2 separate regions of the Homo sapiens genome follow, and region 1 is linked to region 2. A link is a loop called in an ENCODE intact Hi-C map of the cell type or tissue named here. Cell type or tissue: mammary epithelial cell. All regions are shown on one strand. Each heading gives the region's core, and the rest is flanking DNA. Links, peaks and the distances in the headings are about the cores only. Region 1 overlaps SCGB1D2 (secretoglobin family 1D member 2). Region 2 holds the start of SCGB1D4 (secretoglobin family 1D member 4).

Region 1 (8,333 bases), core at 66-8,065, 51 kb after region 2:
CTGGCTCAGCCTTCTGTCCATGCCTTTGCCCAGGCTGCTCCATGCACCTGGAGGCCCTGCTTCCTCTGCTTGCCATCCTCATCTTCTCGGTGCTTCATGGTCCAACTCAGCCATCACCTCTTCTGCAAGCCTTCCTTGATATTTCCTTGAATGTCTGCAGGCTTTTAATTTGTGTAGTAAGATCTCATCTCAGTGATATACATTGTGTCTTTCTTTAGTTCTACGTCCTGTCTTCCCATTCAACTTGCTAATTAATTCTTTAAGGAAATTCATTAATTCTTTCAGCAAAATATACTATCTTCCTCCATGGTACAGTGTGGTGTAGATTCTGCTTTGACCTGAGGCCATTTGCATCTTCTTAACTTCTTTTTGCCAAATTATCTCCTCTCTGCCCACTTTTTTGCCCCTTTTCTTCTATGCTCCCTTTCCTTTTTATTTGTTTTCCAACATCCTTTTTTTTTTACAGTTTTAATTTTTAAAAAGTTGATATAGATGCATGTTTTGAAAAGGAATATAATGCAAAAAAGTGTTTTATTAAAAGTGATTATTCCTTGCCCTTCCTCTGCAGACCTCCCAGTCCCATTCTCACTTTCAGCTTGTTTTCCTGTGGGGGTATTTCCGTGTTCTCAATAATCTTTTCTCGCTGTTCTGTTGATGTATCCAGTAACTCCTATTATAATCCCTGTGTATCCAATCCCACATCTTTGCCTTTCTTGTTCTACTTCTTTTTGGTGGAGCATATCCTACAATAACTTTCTGAAAAGAAGTTCATTGGTGATAAAATGTTTGCAGATTTGCATGCCTGAAAATATCTTTATTTTGTCTTCATGCTTGAATAATTGTAGCCTGGATGTAGATTCACATCTGTGTAGAATTACAGGTTGAAATACTCTGAATTCTGAGTGTTACTGCTCTGCCTTCCTGTTCTTGTGTTGGTTCCATTATTATTCTCCATTCTTGTAAGTGTCTAGCTGTTTCTTCCAAAAAAAAAGTGGGGGGCTTTTATTTAAGATGATGTTCCAAAATATGATCAAAATTGTTTTGGTATGGGAAATCAGTGGATTTCTATAGATTTTTCAATCTTTTTATTCTAGAAAATTACCTAGGTAGTGTGGGCTTTCAGAAGCACTCATGGAACTGTCCAGGACACAAAACATCTGACAGACCCAGAGAGCCTGAACCAATCACAAAAAAGGGCAAGTTAATTCAGAGCTTTCTGATTTCCTTCTCTTTCCTCTTTTCCTAGATTCTAACTCTGTCAGAAACCATGGTTAGTTCATTGGGAGAGAATAGATGGAAGTATAAAGAAAGAAAGAAAACAACATGTATTCTTAAACAATGTGAGGTTGTGATTATTACAAAAACTTGAATATTCTAATTTATGAATTGAGATATTGAGCTTTATTTCATTAAAAGAAAATTGAGATCCATTGAAGATATACTTTAAAGATGCCTATAACAAAACCTAAGCTTTGTTATCAGAATATTGGGCTTATCAGGCCAGGTGTGGTGGCTCACGCCTGTAATCCCAGCACTTTGGGAGGCCGAGGTGGGTGGATCACCTGAATTCAGGAGTTCGAGACCAGCCTGACTAATATGGAGAAACCCCATCTTTACTAAAAAATACAAAATTAGCTGGGCGTGGTGGTGCATGCCTGTAATCCCAGCTACTCGGGAGGCTGAGGCAGGAGAATCGCTTGAACCCAGCCTGGGCAACAAGAGCAAAACCCCGTCTCAAAAAAAAAAAAAAAAAAAGAATATTGGGCTTATCATAAAATGCCAGATGGATCATAGGGACAAGATATTTGAGAAAAAGAGCCTAGGCAGAGATTGATAATATTTGTCCAGGGGGGAAATTATGAGACTCTACTTAGTTCAATGGTCATGGGAGACAGCCTTAAGGGGTAAAAGTCTGGAGACCCTGCATGGGTGAATCCTACATCCTTGGTAAACCTCAATCTCAGGTTTCTGGATTAGATTTTCTTAGAAATTGTGATACCTCCATCAAAGAAGCAATCCAGGAAGTGAATCAATGAGAGCATGGACTTGGAGAGAAGTGCTGACTGTGGGATGCCGACAGGTCTTGGGGGGGGTGTGTCCAGAGGTAAAATACAGGCCCAGCTCCCCTTCACAGGTATCTTCCTGCTGCCTCCCAGACAGCAGCAACCCTTAGAGTGTTTCGTTTTGTTTTGTTTTTTTTTTATTGTGTGTGCTTTTTTTCTTTTTTGTCGGAGTCTTACTCTGTCAGGCTGGAGTGCAGTGGCGCGATCTCGGCTCACTGCAACCTCTGCTTCCTTGGCTCAAGCAATCCTCTTGATTCAGCCTTCCAAGTAGCTGGGACTACAGGTGCACACCACCATACCCAGCTGATTTTTGTATTTTTAGTAGAGACAGGGTTTCACCATGTTGGCCAGGATGGTCTCGATCTCTTGATCTCGTGATCCACCTGCCTCAGCCTCCCAAACCGCTGGGATTACAGGCATGAACCACAATGCCCTGCCCTTTTCAAACCATCTTTAAGTGTATAATTCAGTGGCCTTAAAGGCATTCACAACGTTTCACAATATTCCTTCCCAGAAAATTATTATCATCCCAATCAGGAACTCAATAGCCCTTAAATAATGACTCCTAATGCCCTCCCTCCCTGCCCCAGCCTGTGCAGTCTTACTGAATTTCACGTCACACTCTTTTAATAGCAACTCAGGAAGGAAAACCTTACCACAGATGATCCCTATGTGATTAGCTGTATAATGGTGAAAAGAGTGAGCACTTTGCAATCTCCAATCTTTAAAAGCGATGAAAGTAGCTAAGGAAAAGGCCTCCAGGTCACAGCCCTGGTGATGCTGGGAGTCCTGTGAGTATCACAAGGGACTCTTGTCCCAGATATTGCCTCCCCAGGTCACTGGATGACTGCACCCATAGAGCTGAAGGCACAAGAACAGGGACTGCAGGAGCTCTACTTTCACAGAGATAGACACATATACACTAGATGGAGCCTGGGCATCACTTGATTTTGACAGCTTCCCAGTGGATTCCAAAACAGAACCAGGGTTGAGGACCACTGGGTAGGGCATTCGTCATTCTCATGTTCATTAGTGGGAACAATCTTGGACCTTCTTGGGCACTACTGATGATGAAGTGAGAGAGAACTTGGAATTCTTCCAACAAAATGCATATCAGGATGATCAATGACTAGAAACTTCTAGTAGTTGTAAGCATTATAATAATGATTGTTATAATTTGTTGAGTGCTTTATAGTATTAATGTATTTAATATGTTCTCACAACAATGCTGTGATATGCATCCTATATAACAGAAAGGTAAACTGATAATAAAAGAGGAATGTCTAGGCATGTGGGTGCACATGTGTATAAAGATAAAATATAAGGTGTGGATATCTGAGAGGGCTTCACAGAGGAGGAGGCATATGAAGTGGATTCTATAGATGAGATTGTCAGATGTCATCGTGAGAGATGGCTATACAGGGAAAGGGAGACCCCTATGCACTTATGCAGGGGTGTGACTCACATGAGGCCCAAAAAATGAGATATAAACAAGTATGGCTGAGCACAGAGTGCCCCAGGGAAGAGGAGAGGAGGAGACAAAGGCTCCCAGAAGCAGGTCTTGAAGGTCCTTGTGTGCAACACAAGGGTGTGGACTCGCTCCTCCAGCAGTGGTTCCTCTCTGGTTTTCTCCCAGTGATGTGAGAGCTCCATAAATCCTTGTATCTGCCACACACAACAGCACGCTATGCCTGCTGATAGTAAGTTTGATATATCTTGGTTCTATTTTTAAGTGTACATAATTTCTGGTGTGATTAAAATACAAATTTCTTTTAAAAGCAATGTTTAATTAATAACAACTGTTATCTACTCTCCTGCCAATTGTGTAATGGTGACTATTATCATAAAAAGATGGGCTTGGGGTAAAAAAATAATTTCCCTTACTTGAAAGCCTTGAGAACCAGTGCCCTCTGGTCATTTAGAGTTGTTGAAAAGAGAATAGGATCACATTTTAAATTTAGGAGACTTACCCTGGCATGAATGAGGAGGATGTATAGTAAGAAGAGTTCATAGAGGCTGCAAGACAATGTAGAAGAATTTGGTCAGAGCTGGGGAGGACATAGACCAGACTGTGATATGACTGTGTGATGGGAAAGAAGGAACTCGTAAAGGTGATTCTGGGGCAATGGAGGGAATAGAACATAGTGCACTGTTAGGAGTCAGGAGGGAGGGGAGCTGTCATTGGCTGCCTCATGTCCACCCTGAAAGATACCCACATCCTAGTTCCTGAAATCTGTGAATGTTCCATTATATGACAAAAAAAGCACTTGGCAGACACGATCAAACATAATGAGATGGGGTGTTATTCTGAATAATCTGCAGGGTCCCAAAACCAAACCTGTGTATTTTGTGATTAAAAGTCAGGGTGGTGGCTCACGTCTGTAATCCCAGCACTTTGGGAGGCCGAGGTGGGTGGATCACGAGGTCAGGAGATCAAGACCATCCTGGCTAACACGGTGAAACCCCATCTCTACTAAAAATACAAAAAATTAGCCGAGCATGGTGGCGGGCGCCTGTAGTCCCAGCTACTCGGGAGGCTGAGGCAGGAGAACAGCGTGAACCCGGGAGGTGGAGCTTGCAGTGAGCCGAAATGGTGCCACTGCACTCCAGCCTGGGCGACAGAGCGAGACTCCTTCTCAAAAAAAAAAAAAAAAAAAAGCCAAGGTGGGTGGGGTTGATGTAGAAAGAAAAGAAGGGAACATATCATGGAGGCAGAGGTTGGAGTGATGTGGCCACAGGACCAGGACAATTATTAGCCCAGAAGCCAGAAGCAACCCTTAGTGAATTCCCCCCAAGAGTCCCCAGAGGGAGCGGAGCCCTGCTGCCCCCTAACGTCTTCACAGTGATACTAATGTTGGACTTCTGACCCCCAGAGATGCCTGAGAATCAGTCGTTTTAAGCCATGAAGTTTGCAGATTTTTGTTCCAGTAGTCACAGGACACCAAGCAGGGAAACTGTGGTGTCTCTCTGTGTCCTGGTCAGGGTGCTTGCTGGGTGGGTGCCTTAGCCTGGATGGGCTCATGGAAGGGAGAGCAGGCTGGGGGCAGACCCTGTGCTCAGTTTTACATCCTGCTCCTGAAATGACTGTGGAGTGCGCACTGGGAGCTGTCCAGTTGTCAGGGGGTGCTGGTCTCTGGAGCTCTTGGGAGAGCTTGAGGAAGGAAGCATTCACCTCAGGTGCTGGTGAGTGATGCAGACGCTGAGGAGTGCTCTGAGCGTGGGGAGTAAAACAATGTGAACTCCAGGTTGAAACCTAAAGAGGACCCCAAATTGTGATAAGTGGAAAATGAAGTATACTGGACATGACGGAGGACAGAAAGCATAGTGCAGAGAGAGCACCAAGCAGGCTGACTGTGGGTCTGAGGGGACATCAGAGTAAAGTCACTGATAGGTGGGAACCCTCGGCCTGGATACCCATTCAGGCTGGGGGTTCTCTCAGTGTAAGACCAGTGGAACATTTCAATTCCTGTGTCCTTGTTACCATGGTTTTTATTCACGGCTGCAAGATGGGAAATCTGTAAGGAATGCAGGATAATTCCTACCAAATATTCTCCTCTGTGACACCTGGACTCAGGCCCCATTAGTAACAGGATGCTGGTTCTCTGGAGTTAATTATCACCCACAGCAAAAGGCCACTCCACTATGGAAACCACCCTGTACTCAAGGCTCGAGACTGCAGGATTATAACAAGACCAGTGGAGACGTGGAGAGCAAGTGATTTATTAAAGCAAGACGTTGAAACCTTTACATTCTGCAGTGAAGATCAGGGTGTCATTGAAAGACAGTGGAAACCAGGATGAAAGTTTTTACATGTCACACACTACATTTCTTCAATATTTTCACCTAAAATAGGAAAAGAAAAAAGAAGGTGGGGTCAGTCATGCTGCTGCTGGAGGTGACAGGCTCACATCCAAGAGGCCAGTGGGATTCTGCCCCCAAAGGCAATTGGAAGGGCAGAGGCAACAACTCAGTTTGGGAAACTGAGGCCTAGACCTGGTGGCCTCACAGCACCCATGCCGGTGATGGAGCAGCCTTTTCTTGCCAGGCCAATAGCCCTGGGGTGATCCGGGAATGAGGCCCAGGATCCTCATGGAAGCAAGTGACGAGGGTTGGAGAGAGCAGCAAGAGGTTATTGCCTGGGCTGTCCCAGGGCTTGGAGTCTCCTGGTTCCTGCAGTGAGGGACCCAGGACTGAGAGGCTGGTCAGGGCTGAGAGGGCTTCTGGGAAGCTTGGCTTCCAGGAGACTCCAGCCTCCCCATGTGGGAATTCTGCCTCAGGGCCCGAGCACCTCTCAGTCCCGAGCCTGCAGCTTCCATGAGCATTTGCAGCTAAACCTCAGGACAGCAACTCAGAGGCAGCCAGGCAGAGAGGCCCCTGGAAAACCTCTGATTTCTTGAGAAAGACAGAGTGAGAACATCCCGCTTCCATGGCACTGCAGGAGGTAGACTAGCTAGGGTCTTGGACGACTGGCCATGGTCAGGAGAGTGTCGTGGGTGTGGAGGGGAGTATGGGGTCTCAGGAGCTGGGAGGGGCTCCTTCCTGGCTCTGCAGAAGCTGCAGAGAAGTCCAGCCTGCCAGTGCTACATCTGCAGGAGCCCCTGCTCTATGTCCCTCCCTGCCTTCCTCTCCCTGTTCAAGGCTCCCATGCTCCCCAGGACATTCCACAGTGACTGTGTCCATTACATGAGGGCAGTTTGGTCTCAGGAAAGCTCCCAGCAGCGAGGCGGCCATGCTTGGCCCTTTACCATTTCTGCCTGGGCCCAGGCTCACTCCCCATGTCCTCAGCACACTCTGGGGACATGGCATCCAGGCAGGTGACATGAGAAGGAGGAACATGCAGGAGGCTGTGTGCAGCTGAGTTGAATTCTGCAGGTGAAATGGTGGCACCCACCCTGTGGCCCCAGGTGACCTTCTCAAGAGGTGACCAGCAAGGCAGCTGCCCCACCACCTGTGTCCCCAACAGAGCAGCAAGCTGACCTCACTTCATACTGTGCAGCTGACCAGAAGCCTTAACAAATAAAGGAGAAAGAAGTTACCAGGACTTCCGCAATGAGGCTTCGTTTCTGAAGGGACATCTGATCCGTGCATCTCTTCACTCCTAACTTGGCTGCAACAGCTTCCGGAGGGGCATCAAATTTGGCAAGACTTAACTTGAACAGAGGTTCACTAATGAAGAAGAAGTCTAACAGCTCAGAAACAAGAGCTGGGCAGAACTCGGCATTGGCTGCAGCAAAAGAATAAAAATATAGTTGATGTTAGGAAAGTCGATTTTTCTCTTTGGCTCCCTGACGTTAGACCAGACAGGATCCCCTGGGTTATATGTTCACATACATTTGTTGTGCTGATGACAATGCCAGACCCTTCAGGTGTGACTTCCTCAAGCTCTCACAATAAAGGAAAGCACTTCATATCAACAGCCAAACTCTTTTTTTTCCCTTTGTCACCCAGGCTGGAATTCAGTAGCTCAATCATGGCTCACTGCAGCCTCTACCTCCTGGGCTCAAGCGATATCCCCATCTCAGCCCCCTAAGTAGCTGAGACTACTGGTGCATGTCACCACGTCCAGCTGATTTTTCATATTTCTTTTGGTAAAGCTGGAGTTTCGCCACGTTGCCTAGGCCGGACTCAAACTCCTGAGCTCAAGCAATTCACTCTCCTTGACCTTCCAAAGTGCTAGGATTACAGGCATGAGCCGCCATGCTTAGCCCACAGCTAGACTCTTTTGACAGTATTAATCTTTCTTACTCCATTCTCATAGCCTCTCCTGGCAGAAGCGCTAACTACCAGTGATAGGAGGAGGCTCAGGGAGGGTGAGCATTGTGCCCAAGGTCAAAGGGCTGGGAAGTGGCGGATCCCAGATTCACCCCAGACCTCACATTACATCATCTGACACAGATCCCACCCAGGAGTGAAGCTCAGGCAGAAGAATTCCTAATATTTGCCTGCACTGATTTTCAATAAAACTTCGTAGGTGCTGGGGAGTAGAAGAAATAGCTCTGAACTTGATGAGGGGCTTGTTCAACAAGCACAGAAAAAGGTTTGGAATTTTGGTTTTGTGCAGATCCTAACCCCAGCCTGAATAGGTGACCTCGTGCTTGGAAGAGGGTGCTTCCCAGGGGCTGGAGCTAGACTCATGACTGATGTACTCACCCTGGTAGCAGCAGAGGGCCAGCGTGACCAGCAGGAGACACACCGACAGCTTCATGGTGGCTTGTTTTGCTGTGAGCTCAGCTTTCACAAACAATGAGTGATTTGGACTCCACCCCAGGA
Region 2 (8,289 bases), core at 1-8,000:
GAAAGAATAAACTAAAATCTTGAGTCAATTGTGTAAAAAGGAGGGAGCCATAAAAAGCATCAATGATGAAAACAAAAAAACCCTGCATAGGTGTTAATCGTGGTAGGACTAATAAAAGTATACGCAAACAATCCTCTGTCAGAGATACACATGCTCCCCAATGGACTGTACAGATGACAAGGTGAATGTCAAGCCTGAGTGAGGATAAACTCTCATCCACAAAAAGGGTGGATGCTTCACAGACCTGTCTACTGCAAAAGAGGCCTCAGTCCTGAAGCCCATATTCATGGGTTTGCAGCCTCCAAGACCATGAGCTGGGTTTCCTTTTCCATTTATGTCAAAGAGAAATGGTGTATCTAGGTGTCCGTGTAGTTCTGCAAGTAGGTGATTTAGTGGATTTTGGCTGTGCTCTAAACTAGGAACTACTGGCAAACCATGACATATATGACAAATGGGACAAGATAATGGCAGTTTACATTGAGAACTACTATGTACCAGAACTTGGTATATTTTAAACACACACACACCCATGAACACACTCATTTGATCATCTATCAACCCAATGATGTAGGCACCATTAGTAGCCTACTTTGACAAATGAGAAAACTGGGGTTACATAAACTGAATAATTTTCCTAAGGTCCAGGAGCCCATAAATGAGGATCTGAACCCTCATAGCTGTAAACCTCACCACCAACCCTCCCCCTCCTTGGTGGCAGCAGGGCTGATTCAGGGACTCCGTCGTCATCCTGTGTGATGAAAGTGAGATCCACTGTTGCCCTCAGCTTGGACTCAACTAAATCTGTCAATGTGTCTTTGATGACAAAACCCGTAAGGTCCCCTTCCTTCTTAAAGGTTTTCCTGGCTGGATCTCAGCCCTGCTGTCTGTGAGAAACACCAGAGCAGTTTAAACAGTACAGAAAGGAGGGATTCACCCCAATGCTACTGAATCAAAATCGCCAGAGAGAGAAGCCTGTGGGGTCAGTATGTTTTAAAAGCTCCAAGTGATTTGACTACATAGCTGAGAATGGAAAGCTATGGCCTGGGCTGTGACTCCTCTCAAATGTAAGTTTATTTAAGAGAAAAATTTCTGGTGATTAAACTCACACCACATGAAGGCACGGCAATGGGAGGGAAGGCGGGTGTGTATTGCTTTGTCTGGGGGCTTCCTTCACTTTCCCTTAAAAATGGGATTGGCCCAGGCAGCACAGATAGGTTTGAAGTGGAAAACTTGAGCCTAGGGGTTAGGGGGAAGTGACCACCCACCCTGTTCCTCTGTCTCTTCCCTTCTATTATCTTCCCAGCCTAGAGCCCCACTGATGTATGATTGGCTCTGAACACTCCAAAAGCTCTTGAGAAAAAGAGTTAGGTTATTTAATCTTCAGATCAGCCCTAAGATAAGACGTGGGTGGCTACACATCACAGAAAGCTTGCTTTTTATAGATAGAAAATGTGAATCTTGGCCATATATATAACTGCACGTATAAACAAGATTCAGGTTTGGGAGTGAGGCAGGCTAGAGAACAGGTGCAGCAGATGTTTTTCCTCAGCATATCTTCTACAGGTGGGATGTATTCAACTATGTTTTCAGTACCTATGCAGTGAACATGGTGGTGATGGAAGGGGCTGAGGGGAAGGATTAGACTTTCCCAATGTGCAACTGAAACAAGCCTGCTTGTTGTCAGACATGCAGGGGGATCAAAGCAGGGTCTCCTTATGTCCCTGCTCTCCCATAAAGAGAACACAGCCTTCCAGCTTCCTGTGCCTTGTGAAGCCATAATTCACCTGTGCCCCTGCACTGCTACAAAGATAAAAAGAACTAATCAGCAAAAGCTCATAAGGAAATTGAGGATCCCAGGAACATTTCCAGATGTACCTGAACACTCACCTGGAGCACAGAGCAGAGTTCTCACAAGGCTGCTGTCTTGTGCTCCGCCCCACTCAGATGCAGAGATTCCTAAGGAGGTGACATTGATGGACGGCAGCAGCCCTGGCTTGGAAGGGCGGGCTGGGAGCCAGGCCTCATGACCTACCAGGTGCCCCGGTAGGTAGGACCAGCCAGGCTCCCTAGGTACAAATAGCCCTGGCCTCCATGACTACACAGGCTCCTGGAGTCGAATCCAAATCACTCATTGTGAAAGCTGAGCTCACAGCCGAATAAGCCACCATGAGGCTGTCAGTGTGTCTCCTGATGGTCTCGCTGGCCCTTTGCTGCTACCAGGGTGAGTACATCAGTCATGAGTCCAGCACCAGCCCCTGGGATGCACCCTCTTCTGAGCACAAGATCACCTATTTGTGCTTTGGGTTGGGGTCTGCACAAAACCAAACAAAATTCCAAACCCTTTTCTGTGCTTGTTGAATAAGATTCATAAAGGTTAGAGCTATTTCTTCTTTCTTCTTCCTTTTTTTTTTTTTTTTTTTGAGAAGTTTTGCTCTTGTTGCCCAGGCTGGAGTGCAGTGGCATGATCTTGGCTCACTGCAACCTCTGCCTCCGGGGTTCAAGTGATTCTCCTGCCTCAGCCTTCCTGAGCAGCTGGGATTACAGGCATGGGCCACCACAGCTGGCTAATTTTGTATTTTTAGTAGAGATGGGGTTTCTCCATGTTGGTCAGGCTGGTCTCGAACTCCCGACCTCAGATGATCTGCCCGCCTCGGCCTCCTAAAGTGCTGGGATAACAGGCATGAGCTACTGCGCCTGGCTGCTTAGAGCTATTTCTTCTAATCCCCAGTATCTAAGAAGTTTTATAGAAAAATCAGTTCAGGCAAATGTTAGGAATTCTTCTGCCTGAGCTTCACTTCTGAATGGGATCTGTGTCAGATGATGTAATGTGAGGTCTGGGGTGAACCTGGGCTTCGACACTTCCCACCCCTTGATCTTGGGCACAATGCTCACCCTCCTTGAGCCTCCTCTTATCACTGGTGGTTAAAGCTTCTGCCAGGAGTGGCTATGAGAATGAAGTAAGGTTATGGTTGTCAAGAGTCAAGCTGTGGGCCAGGCATGGTGTCTCATTCCTGTAATCTTAGCACTTTGGGAGGCCACAGTGGGCAGATCACTTGAGCTCAGGAGTTCAGCACCAGCCTGGGCAACATGGCGAAACCCCATCTCTACAAAAAAAAAAAACAAAACAAAACACACACACACACACACACACACACACACACACACAAAAGCGGGCATGGTGGCAGGCACTGGTAGTCTCAGCTACTTTGGGGGCTGAGGGAGGATCGCTTGAGCCCAAGACATTCAGGCTGCAGTGAGCCGAGATTGTGCCACTGCATTCCAGTCTGGGTGAACCTATCTCAAAAAAAAGAAAAAGAAGTCTAGCTGAGGATATGAAGCTCTTCCCTTTGTTGTGTGACCCGGAGAAAGTCACACCTGGAGTTTCTGGTATTGTCATCAGCACAATAATGGTATAGAAACATAGAACCCAGGGGATCCTGTCTGGTGTAACCTCAGGGAGCCATGAGAGAAAAATCGACTTTCCTAACATCAACAATATTTTTATTTTTGTGCTGCAGCCCATGCTCTTGTCTGCCCAGCTGTTGCTTCTGAGATCACAGTCTTCTTATTCTTAAGTGACGCTGCGGTAAACCTCCAAGTTGCCAAACTTAATCCACCTCCAGAAGCTCTTGCAGCCAAGTTGGAAGTGAAGCACTGCACCGATCAGATATCTTTTAAGAAACGACTCTCATTGAAAAAGTCCTGGTAATTTCTTTCTCCTTTATGCAGAGGCAGAATTCAACTCAGCTGCACACAGCCTCCTGCATGTTTCTTGTCAGGTCACCTGCCTGGATGCTGTGTCCCCAGAGTGTGCTGAGGACATGGGGAGTGAGCTAGGGCCAAGGCAGGGATGGTGAAGGGCCAAGCACGGCCGCCTCCCTGCTGGGATCTTTCCTGAGGTCAACCTACCCTCACGCAGTGGACACGGTCACTATGGGATGTCCCAGGGAGTGTGGGAGATTTGAACAGGGAGAGGAGGCTTGAGGGGACCTAGAGCTGGGCCTCCCACAGACAGGGTGCTGGTGAACTGGGCTCCTGTGCAGCTTCTGCAGAGCCAGGAGCCCCTTGCAGCTCCTCAGGGCCCACTATCCACTCCTCATCCATGACACTCTCCTGACCACAGCCAGTGGGCCAAGACTTTTTCGCTGCTCTACCTACTGCAACGCCACACAAGTGGGATGTTCTCACTATGTCTTTCTCAAGAAATCAGAGATTCCAGGGCCCTCTCAGCCTGGCTGCCTCTGGATTGTTGTCCTGAGGTTTGGCTGCAAATACCCATAGAAGCTGCAGGGTCAGGGCTGATAAGACCCCTGGCCGTTAGGCAGAATTCTCCCATGGGAAGACTGGAGTCTCCTGGAAGGTGTGTTTCCCAGAAGCCCTCCCTGCCCTGCCTGGCTTCAGAGCCCTGGGTCCCCCATTACAGGGATCAGGAGACTCCACAGACCTGGGACAGCCCAGACAACAACCTCTTGCTGCACTGTCAACCCCTCCCCTCCTCCTCCATGAAAACCCTGGGCCTAACTCCTGGGTCTTCCCAGGTCTATTGGTCTGGTGGGGAAAGGCTGCTTTCTCACCAGAATGGGTGTTGTAAGGCCACCAGGTCTAGGCCTCAGTTTCCCAAACTGAATTCTTGCCTCTGCCTTTCCAATTGCCATTGGGGCAAAATCCCATTGGCCTCTTTGATGTTAGCCTATCATCACCAGCAGCAGCATGACTGACCTCACCTTTCTTTCTTTCTTTCTTTTTTTTGATTTCAGGTGGAAATAGTGAAAAAATGTGGTGTGTGACATGTAAAAATGCTCAACCTGGTTTCCAAAGTCTTTCAACGACACCCTGATCTTCACTAAAAATTGTAAAGGTTTCAACACGTTGCTTTAATAAATCACTTGCCCTGCACATCTCCACTGGTCTTGTTATGATCCTGCAGTCTCGGGCCTTGAATCGAGGGTGGTTTCCATAGGGGAGTGGACTTTTGCTGTGGCTGATAATCAACTCTAGAGTAACCAGCATTCTGTTACTAATGGGGCCTGAATGCAAGCATCCCAGAAGGAAATATTTGCAGAAATCATCCTGGATTCCTTACAGATTTCCCATCCTGCGTTCGCGAATGAAAACCATGGCAATAGAAAACAGCAATTACAGTGGTCCTGCTGGTCTTGGACTGAGGGATCTCCCAGCCTGCCTTGGTGTCCAGGCACGTGGTTCCCACTAGCAGCAGCCCTAGCCCTAGTTTGTTGTCCCCTCAGATGCACAGCCAGCCTGCTTGGTGCTCTCTCTGCACCAAGTCATGTCCAGTATACTTTATTTTCCATTTATCACAATTTGAGGGCATCTCCAGGTTTCAACCTGGAGTTCACATTGTTTTACTCCCCACACTCAGAGCACTCCTCAGTGTCCGCCTCACTCACCAGCACCTGAGGCAAATGCTTCCTTCCTCAAGCTCTCTCAAGAGCTCCAGAGACCAGCACCCCTTGCCAACTGGACAGCTCCCAGTGCACACTCCACAGTCATTTCAGGAGCAGGATGTAAAACTGAGCACAGGGTCTGCCCCCAGCCTGCTCTCCCTTCCATAAGCCCATCCAGGCTAATGCACCCAACCTAGCAAGCCCCCTGACCAGGACATAGGGAGACGCCACAGGTTCCTGGCTTGGTGTCCTGTGGCTGCTGCAAGAAACCTCCGAAAGCTTGGTGGCTTAAAACAACGGATTCTCTTGTACCTCTGAAGGTCAGAAGCCCAACACTGGTATCACTGTGGGGAGGTCAGGGGGCAGCAGGGCTCTGTTCCTTCTGGGGGCTCTCCGGGCGAGTTCACTAAGGGCTGCTGACCATGCTGGTCCTGTGGCCACATCACTCCAACCTCTGCCTCCATGATACATTCCCATCTCCTTTCCTTTCCGTGTCAAATCCCTCTCTGACTTTTAATTACAAAATACAGAGGTTGGGGTTAGGAAGCACCAGATTATTCAGAATAATGTCCCTATCTCAAGATCCTTAACTGAATCATGTCTACATAATGCTTTTTCATCTTGCAATGGGCCATTCACAGATTCCAGGGATTAGAATGTGTATATCTTTTGGGAGATGGAGGCATAAATCAGCCAACTACAGCTTCCCTCCCTCCTGACTCCTCACCGTACCCTAAGTTCTGTTTACTCCATGGCCACAGTGTCACCTCCACGAGTCCCTTCCTTTCCATCACACAGCCACCTAACAGTCTTATCCGAGTCCTTCCAAACTCAACTCAGATTAATGTCTCCTAAATTGTCTCCCAGCCTCTGTGAGCCCTTCCTGTGATAAACCCTCCTTGTTCATGCCAATGCGAGCCTCCCAAAACTGAAACATGGTCCTATCCTCCAACAACCCTAAATGACCAGAGGGCACATGTTCTCAAGGGTTTCAAGTAAGAGAAGTCATTTTTTACCTAAACTCATATTTATATAATAATAGCTATTATTATACAACTGAGAAAATAGTAGATAACAGTAGTTATTATTATACATTGCTTTTAAAAGAAATTTGTATTTTAATAACACCAGAAAATATTGACACTTAAAAAAATAGAACCCAAGTGTGTGAAACTCATGACCAGTTTAGCCTACACATTGCGCATGGACAGACACAAGGATTCACAGACAGACACAAGGATTCCCAGAGCTCAGGCTACATTCTGAGAACCCCAGAGAGGAACCACTGCTGGAGAAACACATCCACAGCCTTGTGTTCCACATGAGGACTTCCAAGACCCTGCTCCTGGGAGCCCTGTCTCCTCATCTTCTGTTTTCCTGGGTGCTCTGTCCTCAGCCGTAGTTGTTGTATCTCATTTCTTATACATCACATGAGTCACATCCTTGCACCAGGCCATATAGGTTTTCCTTTGCCTTTATAGACTTACCTGCCTCTGACATTTGACCATCCCCAACCATAGAATGCACTTCACATGTCTCCTTCTCTGTAAGGCCCCCATGGATGCCCACACCTTACATTACATCTTTATACACACATGCACCCACATGCATAGACATCCTTTTTAATCATTCACTTATTTTCCTGTGAAATAGAATGCATGTCATAGCATTGTTGTGAGAACACATTAGATAAATTAATACTATAAAGCACTCAACATATCTTAGAAATTATTACTCAAATGCTTACAATTGATAAAAATTTCTATTTATTGAACACCCCAGTATGCATTTTGCTGGAACATTTTTCCTTTGTTTTTTAGTCCTCACTAGTACCCAGGAAGGTCCAAGATTGTTTCCACTAATGAACATGAGAATGAGAAATGCTTACCCAGGGCGCCTTAATCCTGGCTCTGTTTTGGAATCCACTGGGAAGCTGTCAAAAGCAGGTGATGCCCAGGCTCTGTCTGGAACACACGAATCTGTGTATAAGTAGACCCCATGCAGTCCTCATTCTCTTACCTCTCTCTTCTATAGGTGCAGTCATCCAGTGACCTGGGGAGGCAGTAGCTGGCACAGGAGTCCCCCATGATACTCACAGGACTCCTGACATCAGCAGGGCTGTCACTTAGGGCTGCTGCCTTAGCTACTTCCATAGCCTTTGAAGCCTGGGGGTCGCAAGGTGCTCACTCTTCTCAACGTTCAAAGCTGATCACATTCATGTCACATACGGTAACATTTTCCTTCCAGAGATGCTGTTAAAAGAGTGTGAAGTGGGATCCAGCAAGACCGCTCAGGCTGGGACAGGGAGAAGAGGGTATCAAAGTCATTGTTAAGAAGTACAGGGTTTCTGTTTGGAATGAGAATTTCCTAGAAATGTATAGTGCGACAACATCAAGAATACACTGAAGGCCACATAATTGTACACTTAAAAATGATTGAAATGAAAAGTTTCATGAAATGACAATACAATAAAAGAATGCAAGGACTGCTGCTCTCTGAGGGGGAGGAGGAATGTAACTGCAGGGGAGCTGGGCTTGTATTTTACCCCTAGAAACGCCTTCCTAGACCTGCCAGCATCTCATAGTCAGCTTTCTTGGTGTTCATGTGCTCATTGATTGACATCCTGGATGTCTTCTTTGCTAATGATATTACTAATTTTGAAGAACATCTAGTTCAAAAACCTGAGAATGAGGTTTACCAAGTGTGTAGGATTGACTCATGCAGGGTCTCTTGACTTTATTTCTTCAGGCATCTCTCATGACCACTGAGCTAAGTGGAGTCTCATAATTTGCTCTCTGGACAAATATTATTGGTCTCTGCCTAGGCACTTTTTCTCCAGTGTCTTCTCCCCATGATCCATCTTACACTTTATGACAAGCTCAGT

Evidence for each region. Peaks named below come from ENCODE experiments on the same cell type or tissue, not always from the same donor. Only the 100,000 strongest peaks of a DNase experiment are listed, where the experiment ranks them.
Region 1: a loop joins it to region 2, with 3 times the contacts of the local background. A loop is called at or near these places in 7 of 110 quality-filtered maps.

Annotation. Positions count from the first base shown.
Region 1 is chr11:62,242,243-62,250,575 of GRCh38, reverse strand. SCGB1D2 (secretoglobin family 1D member 2) reads right to left here. Exons shown (of 3, transcript NM_006551.4): 1 at 8,214-8,333; 2 at 7,100-7,287; 3 at 5,764-5,906. The coding sequence starts at 8,268. The coding sequence ends at 5,877. Among named protein-coding and RNA genes, the nearest start is that of SCGB1D2, 4.2 kb to the right of the region's middle. In mammary epithelial cell, for the core only: a CTCF peak has its summit at 4,884; no DNase peak of the experiment used is centred there.
Region 2 is chr11:62,292,888-62,301,176 of GRCh38, reverse strand. SCGB1D4 (secretoglobin family 1D member 4) reads left to right here and starts at 2,102. Exons shown (of 3, transcript NM_206998.2): 1 at 2,102-2,221; 2 at 3,519-3,705; 3 at 4,758-4,896. The coding sequence starts at 2,167. The coding sequence ends at 4,767. In mammary epithelial cell, for the core only: no CTCF peak of the experiment used is centred there; no DNase peak of the experiment used is centred there; H3K27me3 peaks cover 656 bases.